Regions from separate parts of the Homo sapiens genome. Here region 1 is linked to region 2. Evidence: chromatin loops called from intact Hi-C (ENCODE). Cell type or tissue: left lung. All regions are shown on one strand. Region 1 overlaps PDE1A (phosphodiesterase 1A). Region 2 has its middle 65 kb from the start of DNAJC10.

Region 1 (8,000 bases), 460 kb after region 2:
CCCTAAAACAAGTAAATCAAGATCACAAAATTAGGTAACAGATAAGGAGAATTCATTTCAGCAAAGGCTGTGCTGTGTCTGAAGTAACAGCAATAACCCCTAGACAGCAGCGATTCAGCTGACTGTATCTTCTGACTCTAAGACTAGTGGCATTAATAATTCCCTTCCATCTGTCCTTTAAGCTGAGTATAAATCACAATTTCAAATGGAAATAGTGTTATTATTATCCAGAGGAATTAGGGGAGTTACTGGCAGAGGTCACAGAAATTCTTATTCCTTGTTTTCTCTGAGTTATGACATAGTGAAATGTTCCTGTTTGTAACTATTTTCCTACTTCTTTGATGGCCATATCTAGATTTTCCTCAACAATTCTGATTCTAGACTTTCTGTCTATAACTCTCATAATCAAAGGCATGGTTTAGGGGAACTGCTCTAGAAGATATTCTCAAACAGTTGTAAAGCTACATGTTGACATGATGTTGTAAAGATTAGCATAGAAAGATGTTAATGGAAACAGAGTGAAAGGAAACCGTGGAGTCCTTACGTATTTTATCCTAAGTTATGGACTTAATGATGCAAGGCTGGTGTTGCTCATGAAGGTATACAGCCAATAAATTAGGAGAAAATAGAACCTAAAATGTTCTTTCAAATGGCCAGGAAATTGAAATGAACAAGAACAAGGAAGTATCCTCTCCTCTTTCTTTCATAAGCACATCCCCTTTAATGCAAAGGAAAGAACCAAAGTTTAATAAACCTTGTGATATTAGAGGTTTGACCAGAACAGCAACCTTTGTTTTAGAAGATGAAAATTTAATTACTTCTCATGAAGTAAAACCCCAATATAAATGGAATTCTTTAACATATGTGCTCAATTAATCTATTTTAGATGAGATCAAATAATAAAAAAATTGATATTTCAATTTTCTCTGAGAAGAAAACATTAAAATAAGTTTATGCACACTGAATGTAAGAATGTTGAAGAAATTCCTCATTATATGTTGTGGAAGATTTAATAAAACTTGGTTAATGGATAGAAAGGTGTTTCACATCATATACTTTTAATTTTGAAAAACAGTTCCGTCACAAAATTTTGATAGTAAAGGTCTGTTGATATACTTGGCATAAATAAATTAACTTGGATTGTTAATTAAATGTCAGATAACACATAAGATGGCTAGTTATTTTATGGTGACTTTGGAAAATTCCAAAAGCAAATGTTTGTTTCTTAAAAGTCAAGGGATTGTAATGCCAAAGCAAAGTCTCCAGGTACTGAAAACATTCCTCATTTTTCTCCCTGCAAAATGTCCCCAAATGGAGACCATCCAAGAAAAATTATATAAACTTGGACCATAGCTTTTGGTTTTATAAATAAGAAAAAAGTATTGCTAATTAAGAAATGAAAGATGTGGCTTTTCTAGGCTTTATATCTTAGGTTGCTCATTATTTTAGCTTCTCCAACCCAAGTCTATATTAATGTGCTTTTCTTTCTCCAGGGAGATAAAGAAGCTGAATTAGGGCTTCCATTTTCCCCACTTTGTGATCGGAAGTCAACCATGGTGGCCCAGTCACAAATAGGTAATTCTGATGATTTGTGGTGGTGGAAAGTGAGTGTGTGCTTGTCAGTTTTCAAATGGGTAAACGATGTTGTTCAAAGGGGTAACTTGCATGAAAACCTCACTCCATATTCATGATATATTTGATTTTTAAATGGATCTATGTGGTGCTGAATAAGACTTATTGAAGCATTTTCACAAAATGAATTCAATAAAGCAACATTAGTAAATGTAATTGTTATCGTGGTTGTAATCCTTTTACAAAATATAAAATTTTCTTGTGTGGGAGACCATTTTATGTTGTTTTGTTGCTGATTATTGTTTTCTGTAATTTAATTCTTTAGATATATAGGTCAACTCAATGAAAATGTTAGTGCACTTGTTCTATCACTAAGTTTCCATGGTATGCTTAATATAGTAGTGCACATTTCATTTGGAAAAATATTCTGTCATGATGTGAATAGATTAACCAACAACAGGAAATTTGCAAAATGATAATGCTCCCAACCACATTCATTCTTATCATCTGTATTTGTGTTGGGGACTTCAAGTCCAGTCCATTATTAAAACATGTGTTGCATGGCTCAAATACTTGTAATAATTATTCCCTAAGCCAGCATTTTTGTTACTGAACAATATGATCAATAAACACAAGGATCACTTCTTAGCTGTGTAGTTATGCTCCAGCACCACCCATCACAAAGCGTTGGGGAAAGCTGCCTGCTCTGACCTTTTCCCCTTCCCATCCAAGTTTCAACAGCTGTTTTTCTAGAGACCATAACACAGGTGCCTATCCTTGCTTAGTAAGTGTAAACGTGGCAGGCTAAGGACCTGATGTGGCAAGCTAAGAATGGAAGTTTCTGAGGCTTGTTGCTGTAATGCAAATTGCTGCCATGTTAGTAGAGGTGATGCCCCAGTTGACAGTCTACACATCTCAGGCATTTAAGAACATAGAACTGGCTGGGTGCAGTGGCTTATGCCTGTAATCCCAGCACTTTGGGAGGCCGAGGCAGGTAGATCTCGGGTCAGGAGATCAAGACCATCTTGGCTAACACGGTGAAACCCGTCTCTACTAAAAAATACAAAAAATTAGCCGGGCGTGGTGGCATGCACCTGTAATCCCAGCTACTCGGGAGGCCGAGGCATGAGAATCACTTGAACCCAGGAGGCAGAGGTTGCAGTGAGCCGAGATTGCACCACTGCACTCCAGCCTGGGCAACAGAGTGAGACTCCATCTCAAAAAAAAAAAAAAAAAAAAAAAAAGAACAAAAAAAGAACATAGAACTTAAAATAGTACCCTAGGTGGTCAATTAACACTGATTTAACTTGAAGGCATCCATTAAAACTACTGAAGTTTTATTAAATTAAAAATGTGCCTTATTATATACTATAAGTAATCCAGTTACTTGAAATGTGAATTACTTTTATCCAAGCATCTGATGGACAATCTTTAAATGTGCATATTTACAGGACATTATCACTTAAAAAGCCTACCTCCAGCTATTCTCCTATATTCAGGTGGTAGTCCATTGCTCTCAGAAGTGTTTCCAACAACAATTCTTGACTTGAGGCACCCACAGCAGTCCTGGGATCTGGGATATTGCCATGTACACAGACCTTAGAATAGGTTGTTGTCTCCTCCTCTGCCTAAACATGGGATGGAAAATGCTCCCAGAGGACAATGCCCTTTTCTCTGTGTGTCATTTTCTATCTTGATGAGTACTTTAAATGTAAAAGTCTTCATTCAGTACTGACATCTCAAAGTGGTGGGATTAATGCTGTCTCCCAGAGATGTTACTTTTCTCTTCACTGATTTGACAGAACACACACACATGCTGTGAACTAACACTTTACATCCAGAGAATAATAAACAACAATTTGAAATATTAACACACTGGCAGAAAGCTCTGACTGATATAGTAAGAAACAAAAAGTAATTGTCTTCCTGTTACCTGAGAAAAACCTTCAATTATTTAATTTCTTTGGAGCTTAGATATGATTTCTTGTTAGTAAAGAATAAAATCCAAAATGCACATGATGTGCTTTCAAAAAAGATAATGATCCCTGGTGTTGAGAGAGGAAACTATAGTCACTCTCATTGGATCTAAATGTATTGTTAGCAATCGTATATTATATAAGGCTGAATAGTAAATAGAAAAGCCAATATACTTGAGTTAGCAAGCTTAAATTGTGTCACTTCCATGGCTTCAAGTATTATTTTATAGAGCAGTTAAACCATCTCTAAAGACTGTTATTAGATTAAAACAATACAAAGGGTAAGCAGAACCAATATTTTAGTTGATTCTTGCTATCCCAGGATTGTCAGAAGCTCTTCATTATTTCTGATTTCAGAATTCAGGAAATTGTAACACTTGAATTTATCTCTCTCTCTTCTCATTTTGGCTTTTGTAGGTTTCATCGATTTCATAGTAGAGCCAACATTTTCTCTTCTGACAGACTCAACAGAGAAAATTGTTATTCCTCTTATAGAGGAAGCCTCAAAAGCCGAAACTTCTTCCTATGTGGCAAGCAGGTATGATATTTTCTTTTTTGCATTATTTTTCATCTTTGTGGTGTTTAGTAACACTTTCCTTAATGATTATATTTCTCACATCTAGGCAGAGAATTCTCACAAGAATTATTAGGGAGTATTGCCACCTAGTGGCTTTATATTATATTGCATCTGCCTTTGACAACTGAAGTTTAATACACAAAATATGAAATACTAAGTAAGGTGTGTACTAAGGAGAATCCAGTGTGGGGAGGGAGAGAAAGGAGATGAGCAGCTGCCACGTGCTCAGAACTGGGACTGAGCATCTACTATCCTGCTTTTCTAGTCGGTTTTGTAAAGTTTTTCAGGTTTTCCTTGTTCACCCCATATCCTGATGGTGTTTTTTGGTTTCTTTGGTTGTTACTGTTAGCTCAACCACCATTGTGGGGTTACACATTGCTGATGCACTAAGACGATCAAATACAAAAGGCTCCATGAGTGATGGGTCCTATTCCCCAGACTACTCCCTTGCAGCAGTGGACCTGAAGAGTTTCAAGAACAACCTGGTGGACATCATTCAGCAGAACAAAGAGAGGTGGAAAGAGTTAGCTGCACAAGGTAGTGTTGTTTATGAGGCCTTACTGCCATCTCTCTCTGTCTTCACTTCTCCTCTAAGAGTTTGGATTACTTCTTCTAGATTTCTTCTTCTATAGAATATGTAAGCCCTTGATGGTATTGGGAATTTGGCTACTCTTTGATCATTCATGAGAAAGTTGGCTCATTTATTAGATAAAAAGAGGTTCTGGTTTGTTTGTGCCACATGGGCTGCAGATCTGTGTGTCAGTGGGTGCTGGCAAACTGGATACTGAAAGATGAGATAATGAAATGGTGACAAAACTTTGTGGTACCATATAAACTCCTGTGCTTTCGTAGAGGTGCTTTCCAGCCTGGATTTTACTTGGTAAGTGGCTTTTGTGTTGCATTAAGTGTGTTATCACTTCATGTCAGAGACTTGGGTGTGTTTTTTTTCTGTTTCACTAAGTTGCTTTTTTGACTCAGAATTTAGACAGGAATTGGGGAAATCATTAGTAATCAACCACCACAGCAATCGCATGGGAAGGTAGCTACAGTTATTTCTGACATATTAGCTGCTTCAAATTAATTAGTCCATTTAGTAGGTTTGTGAGTTAGTATTCAAACAGTTATTATCTTTCGTGCAGGAATTAGCTTTCATATCCAGATCTGGCCCCTGCCTCTTCTCACACTCATTCCCACAGCTCTGTCTCCCTTATACACTACACTCCCTGCACAATGGCCTCTTGGAAGTTTCTTAAAATACTCCAGGGTCTTTGTAGTTATTTTTTCAGCCAGAAATTTTTTCCTTGTGTTTTTTGCAGCTTTAATATACTCAGGAATAAACTTACTTTTCTTAAAATGGATAATATAAGATCAAAATAGAGTGTTAAATCATATTTATAGTCAGAAAGACACAATATTGAAACGTTTTCAATTATCCCAAATGTCAACCATAAATATAACATGTTTCCAGTGAAAATTCCAATACATTTTTCATGGAATTTAAGAAATTGATCCTAAAATCTATATGGTATTGCAAATACCTAAGAATACTCAAGACACTCCTGAAGGATAATAAAGTGGGAGCACTTGCCATATATCAAAATTTACTCTTATACTGAAGTAATAAATTTAGTGTGGCTGTGATATAGAGATAATAAGATGGGCCTTGGGAATAGACCAGAGAGCCAAAAATAGCACATTAATTCCTGCAGAACTTGACAGATGGCAGACACACACATTCGTATATGCAATCTTTTGTATGTTCTCACATATTTACCCTTATGATATTCTTCATTTCTTCTTGTGTGTCAGAGCTACTATTTGGTATCATTTCTCTTCACACTGGAGTACTTTCTCAAGTATTTTCTTATAACACAGTTATACTGACAAACAATTAGATTTTCTTTATCTGGGAATGTCTGTATCTTACTTTTATTTATGAATAATTTTACTTGATTTAGAATTGTTGAATGATTTTTTTTTATTTTAGCACTTTTAATGTGTAATTCTATTGCCTCTGGCTTCCATAGTTTCTGATAGTGTTGGCCAAAAATAAATTGTATTGTTGCTTCCTTGTATGTACTGAGTATTATCTTTTTCTTTCTGTTTTCTAGACTTTATTTTGACTTTCAGCAATTTGATGATGATATATCTAGGTCTTTTTTTTTTTCAGTATTCTACTTAGTGTTCACTAGCTTCTTAAATCCACAAATTAATAATTTGCTTCAAATTTAGAAAGCTTTCTGTCATTTTGTTCAATATTTTTCTTCTGCCTCTTTCTCTCTGTTCTCTCCTTCTGAGGATTGTGTTATGCATAACTTAGGATTCTGGAAATTGTCCTGGATGCTCTGGATCTCTGTCAATTTCTTTAATTGTTCTTTCTTTCTTTCTTTCTTTCTTTCTTTCTTTCTTTCTTTCTTTCTTCTCTTCCTTTCCTTCCTTCTTTTGTTCCTTCCTTCCTTCTTCATTCATTTTTGATTGGCTGCTTTCTAATGATTTATCTTCAAGTTTACTGTTTCTTTCTCTGCCACCTCAATCCTGCTGTTGATTTCACTGAATTAACTTTTTATCTCAGCTACTTTTTTCAATTTTATTATTTCCATTTGGTTCTTTTTTATAATGTCTATTTCTCTGTTGATATTTTATATTTTCATTCATTGTTAGCATATTTTCCTTTAATTCTTCAAGATTATTTTCTTTAATTTTAAAAACATATTTAAAAAACTTGTCTTGAATTTTTTGAAATCAATTTTAAAACTGACTATAAATGGCCTTTCTATGGCTCTCTAATTTCTAGGGTTTTTCTGTTAAATCCTGCTGGTTTACCCTTTACCCCAACTTGGACCCCAACCCTAGGCTGACAAAGCTTGGGGCTCTCCTCATCTAGTCTAAGTGGATTCACCATTTTATATTCAAGTAACCAGAATTATTTGCTGCCTTCCCATTCCAAGTTGATTCTACCACATCCAACAGGAAAGTTGGCTTTTGCTTCCATTCCCAGGTCAGAGTTGGAGAGGAAGATGGAGGAGTGGGAGTAACTTCAGGCAAGAAGGTCACAGGTTCCTGCTGTTTTTACCTGAATGTCCAACAATTTTTTAAGAATAAATGTTTCTCAAATTATTATGTCCCTTTGGTTGATTTCCAGAGTCATTGAATAGTTGTTTTTATTAATGCTGTCCAGTTTTACACTTGCTTTTTCATGAAGAGAAAAAACTCGACTTCTTTACATCACTATAGCAGGAAGTATTCCTCTTCACCATAGGTTTTAAGAGAATTAAATGAGTTTATTAATATAATTTGCTTAGAAGTGTCTAGAGTACTAAGCGCTATATGAGTTAGCTGTTATTACTATATTATTTATGTTTCTGCCATGTGTTCTAGAAATAAGGGTTATAGGGCTACTATATAGAAACTAGGGGTGTCCCTAATGCTGAATTCTAAATCCAGCAAAACTATTCAGAAATAAAGAAAAATAAAGACATTACCAGATTAAGAAAATCTAATTACTATGGAAATTGGGGATAATTTCTATATAGTAAACTGGTAAGGAAAGCCTTCACTGAGGAAGAAATAATTTAAATAAATACACAATGGAGGTTAGAAAGAGAATGATGGAGAGGTCTGGGAGGGTGGGTGTTAACAAATTTTTAAAACGGATTGGCTACCACATTATCTAGGAGGCCAAGCTTGCCTGACATGCCAGAAACAACAAGAAGGGCAGTGAAGCAGGAAGAAATTGGACAAGTGGGAATAATGTAGGCAATGTGATGAGTGGGGAATGTGGTGCCTGACCTTTGGTTTTGGCCCGAGAAAGACAGGAAACCAAATGTAGAGTTTTGAGAAAAAATGTTGATTGATCTGAACTGAGGTTTCAAAAG
Region 2 (8,000 bases):
ATAGATCTTGTGGCCATTAGCCAGGGGCTTGGTGCAGAATATAAGGCTGGTAAGTGGAGAGTTTATTGACTTGGGTTCACCTTCCCATGACTCAAGATTTAACATCCTAGTGAAAACACCTGGAGTCCATCATAATGCCCTGCTAGGATGGCTCTTTGAAGCTAGTTAGAGAAGCCAGAACCTTTAGACAGAGTATTGAGGAATGGAGTTAGAAGCTCAGGGAAGTGGGCATGTTAGAATGGATTTATTATGGGAGACTAGAAAACTCTCATTCCTGCCTCTGTTCCCGGGGAGAGCCCTGATGACACTTCATTCACTAAAGCAATAAGGAATGCACCTTGAGGCAGACATTGGCATCTTCGAGAAGCTCTGTAGTTACTATCCTCTTTACGCTATGGTTGAGAGTTGGGGATTGGCATCTGTGGTTGCCTAGACAAAATAGGAATGATAGGATTCCAGAATTTCTGAGGCCAAATGGTGGTACCTTAGACAGGACAAATGAGCAAAAAGGCCAGATGAATAACCAGGAGGCCTTGACCCACTGGGACCTGTGGCAAGTGTTCATACATCATGGTGTTCCCAATAGAAGAGACATGGAAAGCCCATTAGAGGTACAGCTTGTTAACATCAAGAAATGGAAAAAAAAGAGTTGTGAACAGAAGACTGATGTCAGATGGGATGGTGGACAATGAATAGATTCCAGACTGAGCTAGAGAGATCTGAGCTAGTTCACAGAGCCAGAGCCCATTCATTGAAGGGAAGGCTAGGTTCACTTGAGGAGGGACCCTGAGAGGTTACTTCATGTGTATGCCATAAATATGTCTCCATTCCTGCCCCAAAAGGACTTAAAGCATATATCAGATTACATGTTGAAAAAAGGCCTTTCAAAGGGCTTTGGATAAATTATCTGAGCTGGCACTTAAAATAGGGGACATTTTAAACAGGAATATTACTATGATCCCTAGTTAAAGTGACACCTTGGAAGAGCAGATGCTAAATGGAGTCCTGACCTAAATATATCTTACAGTGAGTCCAGCTCCCAACACCAAGAAACAGAATCCCAAGTGAAACTGCAACCTGGGAGAAATTGCAGAGGTTAGTGCTACTCCCAAAGACTTAAAGAATGCAGGGTTGCTTCCAACACATTATTTTTCAATTAACCTGTTTGACCCAAGCAACAACAACATGAATTTTGGTAGACGGTGGTGGACTACCACAAACTTAACCAAGTGGTGGGTGCAACTGCAGTGGTGTCAGGTATTTTATTTCCATTAGAATCAACTAATATAGCCTCTGGTACTTGGTATTGATCTAACAAATGCAGTTTTCAATCTCTATCAATCAAGAGTTTCATAATTAATTCACTTTTATGTTAGATGGACAGTAGTATACAGTCACTATTTTCCACAGGTATTATTAACACTCTTATAGTCTATAAAAATATAGTCTGTGGGGACTCTGATTATTTTAATATTTCACAGATCATTTCATTTGTCCACTACATTGATGCCATTGTGCCAACTGGTCCATGTGTAGTGACGATGATGGATCTGATGTGCAGGAAGAAGAGAGTACCCTAGTTGCCCCAGTAAGGCACGTTTGTGTCAGAAGCTGGGAGAAGGACCCTATAAAGTTTCAGAGTTTCAGAGTAGCAATGATGGCAGAGGTTAAGACTCGTATCTGAGCCAGATCAGCCAGGATGAGTGGGCTACTAGTGCTGCTGAATGCTGGGCCTATCAGAAGCAGAGATCAATTATATGTTCCCATCCCTCAAGGAGATTAAGTAATCACTTGATGGCAAGTTGATTACATCAATCCCCTTCCATCCTGAAGATGAAACTGATTCTTCAATTGCTATCTTTTCTAGATATGGGTTTCCTTCCTTGATAACGGGGTTTCTGCAACACCTCATTCAAGCACTTACAGAATGTATGATTTACAAAAGCAATATTGTAAACATCCTGTCAGATCAAGAGCCTAATTTCATAGAGAAAGAGGTGAGTAAGCAAGTGTATGGCCAAATAGTTTTCTGGTCCTGCCACACACCACATCCCCTCGAAAAAAACCAAATGATTAAAATTATGGAGTGATTTAGTCAATGTCCTTCAGAATTGCCTTAAATCATTAGCGATACATAGCGAGGTGTCTCTCATGGCTAAAATATGCAGATCCAGGAAGCAAGACATGGAAACAGAATTGGTTCCCCTCCCTATCATCCTGAGGTCCACCTCAGGATGGAATTCATGTTTTCCTTTTTTAAATAAATTAGCTCTGCTATATTAGGGGAATATTTGCACTCAGCAATATGGTAAGTGCCCACTAAACCTGCAATTGTGACTACTTCAAAAGGGTCGAAAGTGATTCCTATGTTATGGGCTCCTCATGCCAGCAGAATGGCAGCCAAAAAAGAAGTATATTCCTGGGGGAAATGAGCCCCATGATCCTGAAGAGCTAGAGTTGCTACTACACAGTAGAACTCATGAGGTGCACTTGTGTGTCCATGTCTGGTGACAATGATGAACCAGAAATTGCAGTGACCATAACATGGTAAGAACAAAACAACTAAGAACTCAGAATCAGCTGAAGGTTTGGGTGACTCCATTAGACAAGCAACCTATATCAGCAAAAGAGGGACTGAGCAACCTGATGGACAAAAGGGAGAGAGAAATTACAAAGTGTAATAGAGAAGTGAAATATGAATATGAATTATGATTTGGGTACCAGTTGCAGCATTTGTAGTTTCTACCTGTAACTGTTGTATATGAAGCTTTTTGAAGAGGCCACCACCTTGAACACTCAGTGATGAATTGCATTTAATATAGGGTACAAGTGGGTCTCAATGGTACCAGGGGTGGACTGCGTCAAGAGGATGTGCCCCACCTCACATCCTGTGAGCTATACCTTTTTATCCGGCTGTGGCTGGGGAGGATAGTTCCATGCATGTTTTGACTCATTTTGCAGTGACGACATCTTGCCTCAGATCTCTATTGTATGTCTTTGATCTCAGGCCTAGGGTTCCTCTGACGCTGAGGATGAAGGAGGTGTAAAATAGGCAGTTGAAATAGGGATCCAGATCGTAGGAGGTCGATCTAGAGAGGTAAGTGTGTTTCTAGACTGCAGAAGGAATCTAAAGACCTGGGAGGGAAAAATTTCTCTAGGGAGAATTTCAGCAGTGAAATTAGACAGGTCATAGGGAAGAGTCCCAAAGAATATTTAAAACACTTATAGTCAAGGGACAGGTAATATATATGTGAGGAGAAAACATTGGCAAAGAAGCTTGAAGAGCAGTCTGCAATAATACTGGGAGAATGCTTCATGTTTTTATTCAAGGATGACCTAACTTGGCTGAACTCTCCATTTTATGTGAAAAACAGAAAACATACCTTATATGCATTGCTATTTATGATCTATACAGCCCTCCTATAAATTTTTACAATTGATACATTAAAAATACATAATAAGCTCAGCTGTCAATATTATCCCATTTTAGAGCTAAGTATGTTGGATCCCTGACTTCCTTGATAAATAGTGGAGTGCTAGATGTAAAAGCAAAGCCTATCTTTTGTTAAACTGCAGATTCCAAGTTTGCAGCTTTAGGCTTCACATATTCCTATTAGGCCTGCCATCACAGCCTTGTGATGATCTGTATGTCTTAAGTGGGGCGAAGACATTTCTAGCTATGCCTTTATTTTAATCAGTGTATGTTAATGCACCTATGTGTAAAAGCGTTTATTAGTTACCCAAATGCGTTGTATAAATTTTAGGTAGAAGCCTCAAATGTTAGATTAACAAATATTGTTTCCCTTTTGGTAACTTATGGACTGAAATGAATGTATAAGTTTTTAAAAAGTGCACACAAAAGATGAAATAGTCATACTGATATTAGAATTCCTTTGAATAAATTTGTATGTGTAGGACATAGAAAGTAGAATACAAATTAACACATTTTCAATACAAATCTTTAATATTTTTGTCTGTTCTAACTATGTAGATAGGTAATGTTCAAAGAGATTTCTCTTGGGAGGAAAAAGATCATACTAAATTTTGTAAAGAGATACATTTTTGTAGCAGCAATAGTCAAATTTTTCACATTTCTCAATTTCAATGACTGCAGCCAGAAATGATCAAATTATCTACCCCCCTAATTTGGCATTAAAAATACAAGGCCAGGTGTGGTGGCTCATACCTGTAATCCTAGCACTTTGGGAGGCCAAGGCGGGTGGACCACTTGAGGTCAGGAGTTCAAGACCAGGCTGGCCAACATGGTGAACCCCTATCTCTACTAAAAATACAAAAATTGGCTGGGTGTGATGGCAGGTGCCTGTAATCCCAGCTACTCAGGAGTCTGAGGCAGGGGAATTGCCTGAACCTGGGAGGCAGAGGTTGCAGTGAGTAAAGATCATGCCATTGCACTCCAGTCTGGGCAACAAGAGCGAAACTCCATCTGGAAAAAAACAAAACAAAACAAAACAAAAACCCAAAAAACAAAACACAAATAAGACTCTAGAGGGCACTCTACTCCTATTGTTTTTCAAGAAGCCTTTTTAAATGTAACATGAAGGCAGATATTTAAAAGTCATTGTGAATACTTCCAAGAAGGTTAGAATTCTTACGCAAGATCTTGAATATCAGTTGTCAGCATGGAGCAGTGGGATTTTCCTGTTCTCTTTCAAGTGTTTTCAGTTGGGATGGTTTAAGTTCTTTAATGCCGAGGATACAATTAATTTCTCAAGAGAGTATACTTACGTTAAAAAAGTTAGAGTTACAATATGTATAGGTATAATTGTTATCCCTACATTACTTTATGACATTTTACTTAATTACCTTGTATAACTGTTATTACTACTACTGTCATTTTTATCATTATTGTAGACATGAAATCAGAATTTTGAGATGCTTTCTGGGGAATAAGGTTATCAAAGTGTTTTGATTCAAGTAGCCTGGTTCTTCCCTATTTCCATGCACATGAAATGTATATAGGAGGGCCTCATTCCTAGGTTATAGTAGGTGCTAACTGAATGTTCCTTAAGTCTGAATCTGAAGTTAAAAAAATAACTTTTAATGTTATTGAATACATCACACTACATATTTGTATCTGTGCTCTCTGCTCTGGGCCATTCATGTTAAAACCTGGTCTCCTGGGATTTTATTTAGCCCAGAGACCAGTTTTGCTTGTTAGTAGGTTTTTAAAAATCTGAGTTAGACTGCATTTCAGTGATTGCATTCTAAATACTAAACAATACTTGCGTTTTCCCATAGTCTGAGACCCTGTGCCCTTATACATTTCCTCATCTACCTGGCACCTAAAGCCATGTGTGTTTTAAACCTATGGATAGATCTAGGATCTTTTTGCTGGCAGCAGATGTCTCTCTCTCTCTTTTTTGGAGAGAGAGTCTCGCTCTATCACCTAGGCTGGAGTACGATCACACCTAGATATGATCACAGCTCACTGCAGCCTCAAACTCCTGGGCTCAAGTGATCCTCTTATCTCAACCTTCCGAGTAGCTGAGACTACAAGCATGAGCTACCATGTCTGGCTAATTTAAAAAAAAATTTTTTTGTAGGCCGGGCACAGTGGCTCACACCTGTAATCCCAGCACTTTGGGAGGCTGAGGTGGATGGATCACAAGGTCAGGAGTTTAAGACCAGCCTGGCCAAGATGGTGAAACCCTGTTTCTACTAAAAATACAAAAATTAGCCGGACGTGGTGGCAGGCGCCTGTAATCCCAGCTACTTGGGAGGCTGAGGCAAATAATTGCCTAAACCTGGGAGGCAGAGGTTGCAGTGAACTGAGATTGCGCCCCTGCAATCAAGCCTGGGTGAAAAAGCGAGACTCCATCTCAATTTTTTTTTTTTTTTTTTTGTATAGAGTGGGGTCTTGGTATATTGCCCAGGCTGGTCTCGAACTGCTGGGCTCAAGAGACCCTCCCACCTTGGCCTCCCAAAGTGCTGGAATTACAATTGTCAGCCACTGCTCCCGGCCAGTAGATGTCTCTCTTGAACATCATTTCATGATTGAACAAGGTTTACCTGCCCCCTGAAAAAACCTCTTTAGCTTCCTGCGTCTCTCTATGTTCTACGGCTGGGACTTTATTCCTATTTGTAGGCTCAACTTTCCTACCTCTGACCAAGGGGAACTGAAGTGTTAGGAATAGCTCATGTTGCTTTTCCTATTCTGATTTTGGTTTCTGTGCTAATAACTTATGTTGCACAAAGCTGCTACCACATACCCTGTCGCCAGGCAGTGGGTACCAAGATTGTTTTTAATATGTCTGAATCTTATCTTGGTAATCTCTCAGCTATCCAGTTTCTTCTCAACTAACTCACATCTCATTTTCTTCTTTCTATGCCTGAAGATGATAGTTTCAGATGTATTCTAGGCCACCAGAGGGGCCTGCTACCTGCTGCCACTTACACACACCTCACAATTTTTCCATTCTACATTCCCATTGCTGTGTTTCCCCACCCACTTGTAGGGACACCTCTTGTTTGACTGTCCTGATATGAGCACTTGCTCTGGTACCCTTTACCTAGTAGCAATAATTGCTCATATTTAGGTGGCACTTTCAAACACCAGCTCTGATAATAACATCTATAAACTGGATATCATCACTTCTTTTGTATAGATGATAAAAATGTGACTGGAAGTGTTGGCATTTGCACCCATGTCTTCATATTACAGGTATTAGGATGCTTTGTTGGTGTTTATTTAAATTAATTGCAACTGGCTTTAACTGCCTTGTCTTGAATTTTTTTTTTTTTTTTTTTAAAGAGACAGGGTCTTGCTCTGCCACCCAGGCTGAGTGCAGTAACATGATTATGACTCACTGCAGCCTCAATCTCCTGGGATCAAGTGATCCTCCTCCCTCAGCCTCCCAGGCAGCTAGGACTCCAGGCATGCACCAGTGCACCACTACATCCAGGTAATTTTTTTAATTTTTTTTTTTTTTTTTTTTTTTGTGGGGACAGGGTCTTGCTTGCTCTGTTGTCCAGGCTGGTCTCAAACTCCTGGCCACAAGGGATCCTCCAGCCTCAGCTTCCTAAGTGCTGGGATTACAGGTGTGAGCCACTGTGCCCAGCCTGGACTTATTACTGCATCTACTTAAGCTCTTGCCACAAACTGTGAGGCCTTAATGTTTTTGTTCTGCTCGTCTGAATCAGAGCTCCTATTCTGACTCCAACAACTGGACCGTCTTATTAAGAATGAGGCTTACTACTCGCAAGGCTCAGAATGTCCCAACAAGCCCATAGAAACATCTTTTTAGCTACAGTGCTAGCTCAAACTTACCTGATGAGGAACACGTGAGGCACTTGTTATATGCACAGATTGCCAGGTTACCAGGTTTCTTCTCCAATATACTATGGTTTTTCCAATATACCATGGTTTAGTAGGTCCGGGCTGAGGCCTGAGAGTTTTTTAAACAAGTGTTCTAGTCAGTTCTTATCTTCAAGCAAATTTGAAAATCAGCTTTCTAGAGGAAAGTCTCTCAGAAGGATGTGAGGTTAACCTGCCGATACTCACCTCACTTCCTTTCCTGTGCCTTTTTTTTTCCTCAGTAAATTTGGGCATCTTTCTCTCCCTTTTTTGTCCTCCTCTGCCTAGCTCTTCCTGTCAATGACAGAATTTCATTTAATTGTTTATCAGCTCACTGTGTAATTTGGGTTTCGAAAGCCAATTTTTCTACAGAGGCTTCTTATGCTAAATTGAACTGGAGTAAATGATTCTGAAATTGTAGCCACCAAGATGATTTAGTCTTTACTGTAGCATCGTATCTTTAAAAGCCATACACTAATGAAAGGTTTTGGAACCAGATGGTGTTCAACTTAAGTCTTATCTGCTCAGAAAAAGGTGATATGTCTTTTCCTAAGTGACTCCATTTTATCCCTGCAGAAGCTGCTGATTATCTCGATAGTCTGTCTCAATAACTATCTCAATAACTCTTAATAGACTACCTCAATAACCCTTAAATTGAATTCCATGAGGCTCTTGGCACATTATA

What was found. Peaks named below come from ENCODE experiments on the same cell type or tissue, not always from the same donor. Only the 100,000 strongest peaks of a DNase experiment are listed, where the experiment ranks them.
Region 1: a loop joins it to region 2, with 6 times the contacts of the local background. A loop is called at or near these places in 101 of 110 quality-filtered maps.

The regions. Positions count from the first base shown.
Region 1 is chr2:182,182,554-182,190,553 of GRCh38, reverse strand. It overlaps PDE1A (phosphodiesterase 1A), which reads left to right. Exons shown (of 15, transcript NM_001363871.4): 11 at 1,494-1,575; 12 at 3,966-4,086; 13 at 4,475-4,662. Among named protein-coding and RNA genes, the nearest start is that of PPP1R1C, 200 kb to the right of the region's middle. In left lung, a CTCF peak has its summit at 4,254 (motif pointing left); no DNase peak of the experiment used is centred here.
Region 2 is chr2:182,647,471-182,655,470 of GRCh38, reverse strand. It overlaps a transcript of PDE1A not described here. Among named protein-coding and RNA genes, the nearest start is that of DNAJC10, 65 kb to the left of the region's middle. RefSeq lists an enhancer at 2,421-3,620. In left lung, a CTCF peak has its summit at 4,443; no DNase peak of the experiment used is centred here.